Regions from separate parts of the Homo sapiens genome. Here region 1 is linked to region 2. A link is an interaction called in ENCODE POLR2A ChIA-PET data of the cell type or tissue named here. Cell type or tissue: GM12878. All regions are shown on one strand. Each heading gives the region's core, and the rest is flanking DNA. Links, peaks and the distances in the headings are about the cores only.

The links. ChIA-PET counts read pairs that join two places held together with the same protein. Peaks named below come from ENCODE experiments on the same cell type or tissue, not always from the same donor. Only the 100,000 strongest peaks of a DNase experiment are listed, where the experiment ranks them.
Region 1: POLR2A ChIA-PET joins it to region 2 with 7 read pairs; 2 of 35 experiments call an interaction of 5 or more read pairs at or near these places.

What each region holds. Positions count from the first base shown.
Region 1 is chr3:5,292,364-5,297,751 of GRCh38, reverse strand. No RefSeq gene overlaps it. Among named protein-coding and RNA genes, the nearest start is that of MIR4790, 45 kb to the right of the region's middle. In GM12878, for the core only: no CTCF peak of the experiment used is centred there; no DNase peak of the experiment used is centred there.
Region 2 is chr3:5,752,795-5,758,182 of GRCh38, reverse strand. LOC105376940 (a long non-coding RNA gene) reads right to left here. Exons shown (of 3, transcript XR_940572.3): 3 at 2,231-2,648. Among named protein-coding and RNA genes, the nearest start is that of MIR4790, 510 kb to the right of the region's middle. In GM12878, for the core only: no CTCF peak of the experiment used is centred there; DNase peaks (open chromatin) are centred at 732 and 3,352.

The DNA.
Region 1 (5,388 bases), core at 223-5,222, 460 kb after region 2:
ACAAAATACTTCAATTAATGGTAACGAATCCCTTTAAAAAGAATCAAGGCTGGGCAGCATGGTGGCTGACACCTGTAATCCCAGCACTTTGGGAAGCCGAGGTGGGCACACATGTAATTCCAGCTACCCGGGAGGCTGAGACATGAGAATCCCTTGAACCTGGGGGATGGAGGTTGCAGTGAGCCAAGTTTACACCACTGCACTCCAGCCTGGGCGACAGAGCAAGACTATCTCAAAAAACAAAAAACAAAAATTGTTTTAATATAAATATTTCTAATGAATAAACTTGTAGTTGAACTTGAACTTTGGATTACACAGAGCTGGGCTTGAATGAGAGATATTCTTTCTGAGCTCTGTGGCTTTGGCAAGTCACTTCACATCTCTCAGCCTTGGTTTCCATGTCTATAAAATAGGGAGAGAATATTGACCTTGAACTGTGAGACTGAAATTAAAATAGCATGAAAAAAATGAGTAGCACATGACTGTGCCCATGATGAGCACATAAAACTGGTAGTTGCCAGTATTATTATCATCCCACACTGTGTCTAATGCATCAGAATTTTGGATAAAAGGAAATGGTTTCCAACGGGAACATCTGGGTTCCAGTTCTGCTTTATCCAAGCATCAATCACAGGGCCTCAAATAAATCTAGGATGATCAAACATCCCCATTTGCCATGGATAGTCCCATTGGGTACCTGTTGTCTGGGAGTAATTCTTTATAGCATCTTCTTTCACTCTCAAAAAGATCCTGTTTTGGCCATTACACTAGTAAAACACGGTTAATTTTTTAATTAGGTAATTAGTTATAGCTTTGTGCTCCAATATCCTGTAAAACGAGGAAAATACCCATCCAATCTATCTCACTGATTTATGAGGAAGAGCCTAAAAGTGTTATTTTTATCACAAGGTCTATCAAGGAAAGTTCACGTTTTATGATAACGAATGAGAATTTGCACTGTCACATAAAAGGATATAAGCTCCTTTTATCCAATTCATTTCTTACATTTTTTTCTTGTAGCTACAAAGTCTTCACACATTTTGTGATGAACACAACTGTAACTCAAAATCACAAAACTCTGTAGCCTTTCTTTTAAAAACCAACTATAAAGGACAGAATTTTCACACCCTAAGGCCTCTTAGCTCATAGCACACTCCCCACCACTTCCTGGTCTGTTCTCAGGTTAGACATTGCTAATCAATCACAAAGAATTTACTGCAGACTCTTTCTCTGGGTACTTTGAGCAACCATTATGAGTGAACTAGAGTTGGCATATGAAACAAATGTTTCCCTTTCTGATTTGCCTAACATGATCATTTTACAGTCAGGGTCACTGGGGACACTGAAAGAGAAATGAGCCACGACCCCGACAGGAGTGACTCTGAGAGTAATACCCAGGCTGGCTTTTTCCCTTGTATCATTTTATCATACCGACAAGTGACTGCCCTTAGAGGTCCTTGCAGATCAAATCAAAGCAGACAAATTTACATTTTGAGGCCAATAGCTAGTCTTCTAAGAGACTGCTAAATACTATCTCCTAAAAAATATGATAGTAAAATAATGAGTCCCCTTTACCTATTTATTCACTCACAGTCAAAATTGAGGTATTTACCATGGCCTTCAAGGAGCTATATAATGTGACCTCCATTCCTTCTCCAATATCATCTCCTCCTACTCTTTACTCTGGCCACACTGAGTTCCTTGGGAGCTTCTTCATACATGCTTGGCATGCTTCTATCTTAGGGCCTTTGCACTGGCTGTTCCCTCTGCCTGGAATGCTCCTCCCCAATTACCTGCATGATCCTCTCCCTTTCCTCCTTCAATAATAATTTCAAGATGACTCAAATGTCACCTCACTGGGGTCCATCCTGACCACCTTGTGTAAAATGGCAACCAACGCCCACCCCATTGGCACATCCAATCACCTTGGTCTGCCCCATGCTTCCCCAAATCCCTTATCACCTTCTAACCTCCTATATCGTTTACATACCATGTTTATATTATTGATTGCCTGTTTCCTGCAAATAGAATGTTAACTCTAGGAAGGTACATGCATGCATATGTACATGCACACTCACATGTGTGTGTGTTCTCACTACTGTACTCTCAGCATCTAGACTAGTAGTTGACATATTCTACCATTCAATACATTTTGAATGTCATAGTTACAAAGATGTAAGATGTACCTACAGAGATATGGAAGAGAATCTGTTTGTGATGGTTTAGTCATGCAAACCATCAAGTAATTTTCTAATGTATTTGCCTGGGGAGTTTCAGGAATTCCACAATACTGACTGTCAGTCAGGAACCCATCAGCAGAAAAGAAATCTCCGTGCATTTACCTTAAAAACAAAGCCTCAGGTAATTAGAAATAAATGGAAAGATATGTATGCATCTTTGTGGTCACATAAAGTCAAGGGTGAGAGTACCCAACAGACAGAGGCCATAAATAACCCACAATTTGTGAATTTAAGATAGGCAAGAAGCTGACTGGCCAGCTGTTTTGAGAGTATTTGTTTCTAGAATGTGATTGTGTCTATACTGGGTTTTTAAAGGTACATTAGAGTCACTTTAGAAAATAAGATGTCATCCTTAACTGTCTTTGATTCCTCTAAATGGCAAAACAGCTAAACTGCTTGTATCCACACAGCCTAATACTTGATTTTAATCTGTTTTTTTATAGATCTAAACTTACAACTCTAGCAAAGCTGAAAGAAGCTTAAGGGTAGGAACTTAAAGGGTTCTTACCTTTCCACAAACAGTAGAAGCTCAAGGGTAGTAAATCATCCAGCCCCACTCCTCGCTTGTCCTGTCCCCTCCAATACAGCCCCTTAGTCCTAGGCACACGTTAGATTATACCAAACATCAACACTGCTTACTGAAGACTTGTTTCCTCCCTGTTCATGTATCAAAGAGTCACAAATATTTCTAAAGGACTTTCTTTATTAGCAAACATAGATAAAAGAACTGTGCTAAGAGGGACACAAAATGAAAAGGCTAAGATCCCATTTGGGGGAAGCTCTTGATGAAGCTAGGAATTTAGACATGGGAGCAAGTAAGTATTCAACAATGCAATGCATGCCATGGCTATGAGATGCTCTAGCAACACCTGGAGTAGAGTAGCCCGGAGTTCCTGGGAAGGTTTCGGAAGGGAAAGGACAGAGGAGAAGGTGGGTAACAGAAATAAGGCTAAATTGGGTAACATCCTTGCAATTCCTAGACTGTTGCTCACTTCTAACCCAGAATGTCTCGTCATTTCTAACTGAATCATGGAGAGAAAATGTAGAGATCTAATAGCACTGCAAAGAGAACCTCCCTGCACTGGCTGACTCTCTCCCTCAGAAAAATGAGAATTTTCTGGGCTACCGAAGCATTTCCAAGATTTCCTTTTTTTTTTTTTTTTTTTTTTTTTTTCTCACTCAGTCGCCCAGTGCAGTGGTGCCATCTCAGCTCACTGCAACTTCCGCCTCCCGGGTTCAAGTGATCTCCTGCCTCAGAATCCCGAGTCGCTGGAATTACAGGCACCTGCCACCACGCCCAGGTAGTTTTTGTATTTTTAGTGGAGACGGTTTTCACCATTTTGGCCAGGCTGCTCTCGAACTCCTGACCTCAGGTGGTCCACCCACCTTCACCTCCCAAAGTGCTGGGATTACAGGCGTGAGCCACCGTGCCCGGCCAGTCCCAGGATTTCTTAACAGCCGTAACAGAGAGAAATTAATGGACTAAAATGAAAAGGAAAATAGGGAGACACCCAAGCCCTCCTTCTTCTTCCATAAGTCTATTGTACTGAATCATTTAGCCTTTTATTAAATTAACAAGTAGCAATGAAGCACCAACCAAGTGCCAGGTAGAAGAAACAGTGATAATCAAGACCCATGGGATCCTTAACATCAGAGAGCTTTCATTCAATTCCCAAAATAATCAAGAATTTGATAATTTGCCTTCACAGCCTATAAAGAGGCTTGAGTTTTTAAGAAGTGGTAATGTGTTACCTGGAAAATTCCCTCCAGCTGGGTGAATCTATTTAGATCTCAGCTCATGACTCCCCAAGATCCCCAATTGCTACTGTACATGGTACTGGAAAGTTCCATGCTCCCATGATCGAATGATATTCCACCTCATACCTATGCAAACCTAGCTTGGTAAAGCCAAACACCAGTCCCTGCCTTCACCTCCTCAATCTAAACACGATTCAAATAAAATGAGGACTGTCTTAGATAACTACTGAACAGAACACCTGACTATATATGGCCTTAGGAAGAAATAGCTTCAAATAAATTTAGAAATCATCCAGCCCCACTCCTTCATTTTACAGATGAGAAAACAGGGAGCCACAGTGGGAACATAAATGACTCAAGCTAAGGAAGCTGTTAAGAAAGCTCAGATTTCTTTTTTTTTTTTTTTTTTTTAACATTGGCAAGGTAGCTCGTTTTCACTTCTACCCCATCCTCCCTCAGGCTCCAATCCAACCTAACTACCTTTAAAAAGTTGTTTAACAAGTCAGAGCTACATCTGATATTCCTATTAAAGCCTCAAATAGAATAATTATTTCTAGCTTTGGTTGGCGCTTTGCTATACTTTCTGCAACAGAAATAATTGCATTTTGTCAAGCAAACCTCTACACCATCCCAAAAAGCAAAGACCAGCGACCTGCAGCGAGCCAGCACACTCACAGGAAGTCCCTCATCAAAGCCTAAGGCACACACAATGCATTTGAAGAATCCCAAATTGCAAATTAAACTGGCAAACTGAGTCCAACTTCCAACATCAATGAAACGTCCATACATTTTATCACCATGTAATTGCTTTTCAGGTGACTTTTCCTTAGTGCCTCTGGTTTCTGAGTAAAAATTTTAATTTCAAGGAAGTGCTATAATTTATTGTACCTGTTCTTTTTGTATTATAAAAGCCAGTGAAATCTCTCTCCAGGTAAACGAGCTCGTGTTTCAGTGATCTATTGTGCCCTCTGTATCGCGTTTACGCACTCGACCTTAATCAGTTCATAATTAGAAGGTAAAGAGAATGGTGGTGTTTATAAATAGAATTTGAAATGGAAGATGAAGTGGACACAAATAGATCTGTCTGGAACTTTCAGCCCTGGCCACTTTCATCTATCAGAAAAATAATGAAGGCACCAAAATAATCCATGCCTGTGGCAGAGAAGGAAAGCTTCTATTTAGATCGTGACAAGAAGAGGCACTATGTAATGTAGGACACAAAGAGATAGTTAATCCTAGGCTTGAAGGCAGGGAGTGGTCTACTAATAAAATCATCACATTCAGGGGAGAAAGATCACAGAAAGGTGATGATGGATGAATGCCTAAATTTTTTTAAGAGACAGAGTCTTGCCCAGACTGGAGTATATTGGTACAATCATAGCTCACTACA
Region 2 (5,388 bases), core at 284-5,283:
CCACTTTGGGAACTATTCCTGGTGTCCTCGCTTGTTGCAAGTAATAAAGTCCCCTTGTTAAATCTTCCTTGGTTGTGGTCATTGGACTGTCACCCGGCAGGCAATCGAACCCACCTGCCTTGTGGATAATGGTAACTTAGACGCTGAGGGGGTCCCTGAGAATGTTTCTGCACTTCATCTCCAATAATAAGTCTCATTTGTCTTGACTAACAAAGTCTAAAGACAATATAAACTCACTGAATTTGGATACTTCTTAGTTGGACAGTTGAACTGATAGGGGAATGAAATAATGAATTGGTTATTTTCAGTATTTCTTACTGTTTCTTATATTTGGGAGACATATAGTACAATAGTTAAAAGTCTAGAATTCTAGGTTAGTCCTGAGTTTAAATTATTGCCCTTCTGCTAATTATATGATCTTAGGTAAGTCATTTGATTATTTAGATTCGGTTTTCCCATCGGTAAAATGATGACACTAGCTTTGTTATGAGGATCACATGAGAGAATATATTAAGTGCACAATGCGAAGCACATATGTGCTGAATAAATGACAGCTACCCGCTGTGGCTGTGGCAGTCATGATTCTCATCAAAATACTTTAGAATCAATAAAATTGCAAATTGTCAGCTTAGTCAAGTCAGAGCAGAAAATGTGGCTGAAAAAGCAGAAGCTGAGAAGCACAGATCACCAGTCTTTCATCGCAAAGTTAAATTCAGCCCTAAGTTTAATTTCTTGCAGACTTTCTGGTTGTGGGCAATGTGGCAAGAACAGAAAATGAATAACTCATGGTATCTGTCCTCAGGAGTTCACACGGATGTGGGAAGGTGAGACACCCACATACAGCATTGAAATAACTTTGTGCGGGTCTGTGCCAAAGGGAGAGCTATTTAAAAATATTAATAAATAAATGAACAAGGAACTGAGAAGAAGAAAGAATCAGTATAAGCTGGAGTGCTGGGAGAAGACAAGTATAGGCATGAGTGTGTTATGGATATTCCCAGTGTGGAGGAGGGGGACAACACTGAGCAAGACAGATTTCTGGGAATCTGGGAAAACCGGCCCGGGTGGTAGACTTGAGCTGAGAAATGGAGTGAAGATGTGTGTCCCACCCATATCCTCATGGTGCCTACCATTGCCATGCAAGCAGGCTGACTTTCAACTGCCAGCCTCTGTGATTTGGTGCCAGAGACTTTCCTGCAGCCATAAAGGCAGGGCAAAAATGCTAGATTAATGTTCCTCCCCAAGAAGCTCTCAACCAATGGTAGTTGATGGATAAATATTCCAGTTCTCTCTCACTGCTGTATCTCCCAAGATGTCCCCAACAGGATTAGGTTCTAGTGTGCTATAGATAAAACATCCCTAAATGGCTCCTTTCCCTGTTCTCTCACACTCCTCCACACCCCGATGGCTGTTACTTGGGATCATTTCCTAAATAAACACTTGTTTTTAAACCCTTGTATCAAGTCAAACCAAGACTTGGAAGATGATGGCATTCTGTTCCACGTGAATTTCTTGAGTACTTTCCACAGGCCCACACTAGGCTACCCACTGCAGATTCAGAGATGAATCAGATGTGTTTCCTGACCACACAGGATTTACAGTCTCGTTAGGAACGTGAAGGTGTTGGAAATGAGTTGTATTGAGGTCACCTAGATCATAAATTTCTTAGGTACAGTATGATGCTTGATTTCTCATTATGGCTCCCTCAGGAATGAGTACAATTCCCAGCAGATTGTACTTGCTCAACTATTTACTGAATAAATAAAAAGCATGATAATGACAGTACAATGCACTTTAAATGTTCTACAGATTTTCACAGAGCTAAGTGCTTTATAAAAATAAACACATTTATTCCCCCACTAAAACGTTTTAGATAGAAATCACTATGCCCATTGTAAAATTAAAAAGCTGAGGTTCAGAGAAGTTGTGTCACTAGCTAGGAGGTCACCAAGCTGAGATCTGACACAATGCTCTTAGATTCTAAATTTAGCAACCCCAATAGCTTTATCATCCTGGCCTTCTCTGCCCTGTAGCCAGGTAAGCAGGTTGTAATTAGGGAGAAATTCAGGAAAAGAAGCTTCTAGAAGCTCAGGCTGTGGTGCAACAAAAATGTGACTATTAAGCTCTTTAAACATCTCCTGGATGCTAACAGTTGGGATATCTGCCTCCTTAGTTGTAAGCCTAACTTTCCTAAGAAAGTAGCAGCTGTATCCAGTAAAGGAGGCGCTCATTTCTTTTTTTTTATTATAATACTTTAAGTTCTAGGGTACATGTACACAACATGCAGGTTTGTTGCATAGGTATACATGTGCCATGTTGGTTTGCTGCACCCATCAGCTCGTCATTTCCATTAGGTATTTCTCCTAAAGCTATCCCTCCCTCAGACCACCCCACCGCCCTGCCACAGGCTCCAGTGTGTGATGTTCCCTACCCTGTGTCCAAGTGTTCTCATTGTTCAATTCCCACCTGTGAGTGAGAACAAGGAGGCGCTCATCTCTTTACTGCCATTTGTGGATGACCAAAGGGAGTCCCAGAGGGTTTATGTGTTATGCCCACTATCACGATTGTTCCTTTCATGCCAGTCCTCTAACAAGCTGAGGCAATTCCTTCAGATGAGAATGGCCCATTGCAGCTCCTGGGCCCTAGGACTGAAGCAAAGGTGGGAGAATTCAGCCTACGCATCATATGGAACAGTGCTTCAAAAACTATCTAGAGTTAAAGACCAGTTCACAATTTTATAGAAAAACAGTCTATGTTTTTTAAATAAATTTTATTGTGTATGTTTAAAGTATACAACATGATGTTATATATGTAGTAAAATGATTATAGTGGAACAAATTAACATATCCATTATTTCATACAGATACCCATTTTTACCCCGGGGCAATAGCCCCTTTAATCTTCTCATTTAGCAGAAATCGTGACTACAATACACCATTATCGACTATAGTCCTCATGTTTTACATTAGCTCTTTCTACTTCTTCATCCTATACATCTGCTACTTTGTATTCTTTGACTTACATCTTTCTGTTTCTTCCCCTCCCCCACATTCTGGTAACTATTGTTTTATTCTCTATGTGTGGTTTGACTTTTTTTTTTTTATTTATTTTTTACATTCCACTAAATGAGATCCTGCAATATTTTTCTGTGTCTGGCTTATTTCACAAATTTTTAAATGTCCAATTTATAGCAGACCAATACTTCTGCCAACACACAAAAATACTAATTACTAGATGTCACAGCAAGGGCAAATTGCTCTAAAAATGCCTAAACGCTCTCGATTTCTACACTTATCTTGACATGGGCCACTGGGACAACAGTTTGTGGTTTGGCCCTGGGCCTCTGACCACTGACACTTTGAGCAGCACAATACAGGGAACAGGAAAGAGAGAGAATATACATGAGACAGCATACAATTCTCAGTTCTGCAAGAAGCAGTCTGGTGGCCCTCCCCTGTCCTTCAGAAACAATGCACCTCTCAGAATTGCTTCCCTGTGCCACCTCTGACTCCCCCCACACACTAAGTTGGGTCTCAATGCCCTCAAACTGTCTCTTGCACACCCAGAATCCTTCCTTCAAGTTCCTCGCACCTAGATCTCCCCTTATCACCTTCAACAAGATTTATCCTGTAACCCATCTCAGCTAGTATTTATTCTCTGCTAGAATAGAACACGTCTATCTTAGAGGTAAACGTAATAATCTGCATCCTATAAAACATTAGTTTTCAAAGTAGAGTGCTTACAGCCTGTGGGGTATGCAGAATGACCCCCTGTGTAATATGGCAAGCAAATATAACTCTGTTTATATATATCCTTTCTCTACCCTTTTAAAATTTCCGTTTTTGAGGTATCATTTATAACACACTTACTATATCAGGATAGTACATAAACAAACAGATATATGACAGGGTGCCAGCTTTTTTTTTTTTTTTTTTTTCTGACAGTACTCAAGGAAAAATGTTGTGGTTTTTTTTTTTTTCAGCTTTAATGTATCTAAGACTAATTGGACTACCTTGTTTAAAATGCAAACTCCACTGGGCATGGTGGCTCACACTTGTAATCCCAGCAGTTTGGGAAGCCAAGGCCGGTGGATCACTTGAGGTCAGGAGTTCGAGACCAGCCTGGCAAATATGGTGAAAACCTGTCTCTGCTAAAAATACAAAAATTAGGCGGGCATGGTAGCGTACACCTGTAATCCCAGCTACTCGAGAGGGTGAGGCAGGAGAATCATTTGAGCCTAGGAGGCAGAGGTTGCAGTGAACCAAGATTGAGCCACTGCACTCCAGCCTGGGTGACAGAGTAAAACTGCCTCAAAAAAATAAAGCAGCAGCAGCAGCTCTAAGGATCCTATAGATTCCGGTTTGTTGGTCTGCAGTGGGGACCTGGATTATGTATTTGTAATAATCACCTCTCCCCACCCAAATGATTTTGTTGCAATTGTCCCAGGACCATCCTCTGCACATAAAAAGGCAAACCATTTTGTTGGAAGAGATTCATATAATCTTTGTGAGATTTTATGTGGTGATAATTCATGAGTGAGAACAGGGTGCTGATATTCCTTTAAACAGTGACATTTTTAAAGTAATTAATTCCTACACTTGAAAACAAGGTCACTGTCTCCAAAACTCAATGCTCATTAAGATTCTAAAAGTAGAAATTAAGGGAGAGAAAGTCATTTATTCTGGAAAATGCAGACATCAAAGGGAACATGCTGTTCTTTTTGGATGAGTCCAAATGAATGTCAGGTTGACCTGCAGAGAAACTGTTAAAATGTGATAGAAGAACTTGAGTCTGGGCGCCTGTAATCCCAGCACTTTGGGAGGCTGAGGCAGGCAGATCACAAGGTCAGGAGATCAAGACCATCCTGGCCAACATGGTGAAACCCCTTCTGTACTAAAAATATTTTTAAAAATTAGCTGGGTGTGGTGGTACGTGCCTGTAATTCCAGCTACTTGGGAGGTTGAGGCAGGAGAATCACTTGAACCTGGGAGGCAGAGATTGCAGTGAGCCGAGATCACACTACTGTACTCCAGCCTGGTGACAGAGTGAGACTCCGTCTCAAAAAAAAAAAAAAAAGAAAAACAATTTGAAGCATATTTTGAAACATTTCGAGTTTGTATTTTGAAACTAGGGCATCTTGGGCATTTCCAGGTTGGCAAAGGGATTTATTTCCCAGAAGAGACCATGTATTTGAAAACCCTGGTTTTGGTAATGGAAGCTAGAGGAAATTGAGCTAATAGGCTTGGTATGATTTTCTGAGAGTATGGCAGCAGGTAAGAGTTCAGGCTGTGGTTAGTGAAAGGGAGGTCTAACAAGAGGTGACAGATAGGGTGGTCAGGGAAAAATGTTCCTATAACAGACAGCAGGGATACAATCATTAAGCCAAGG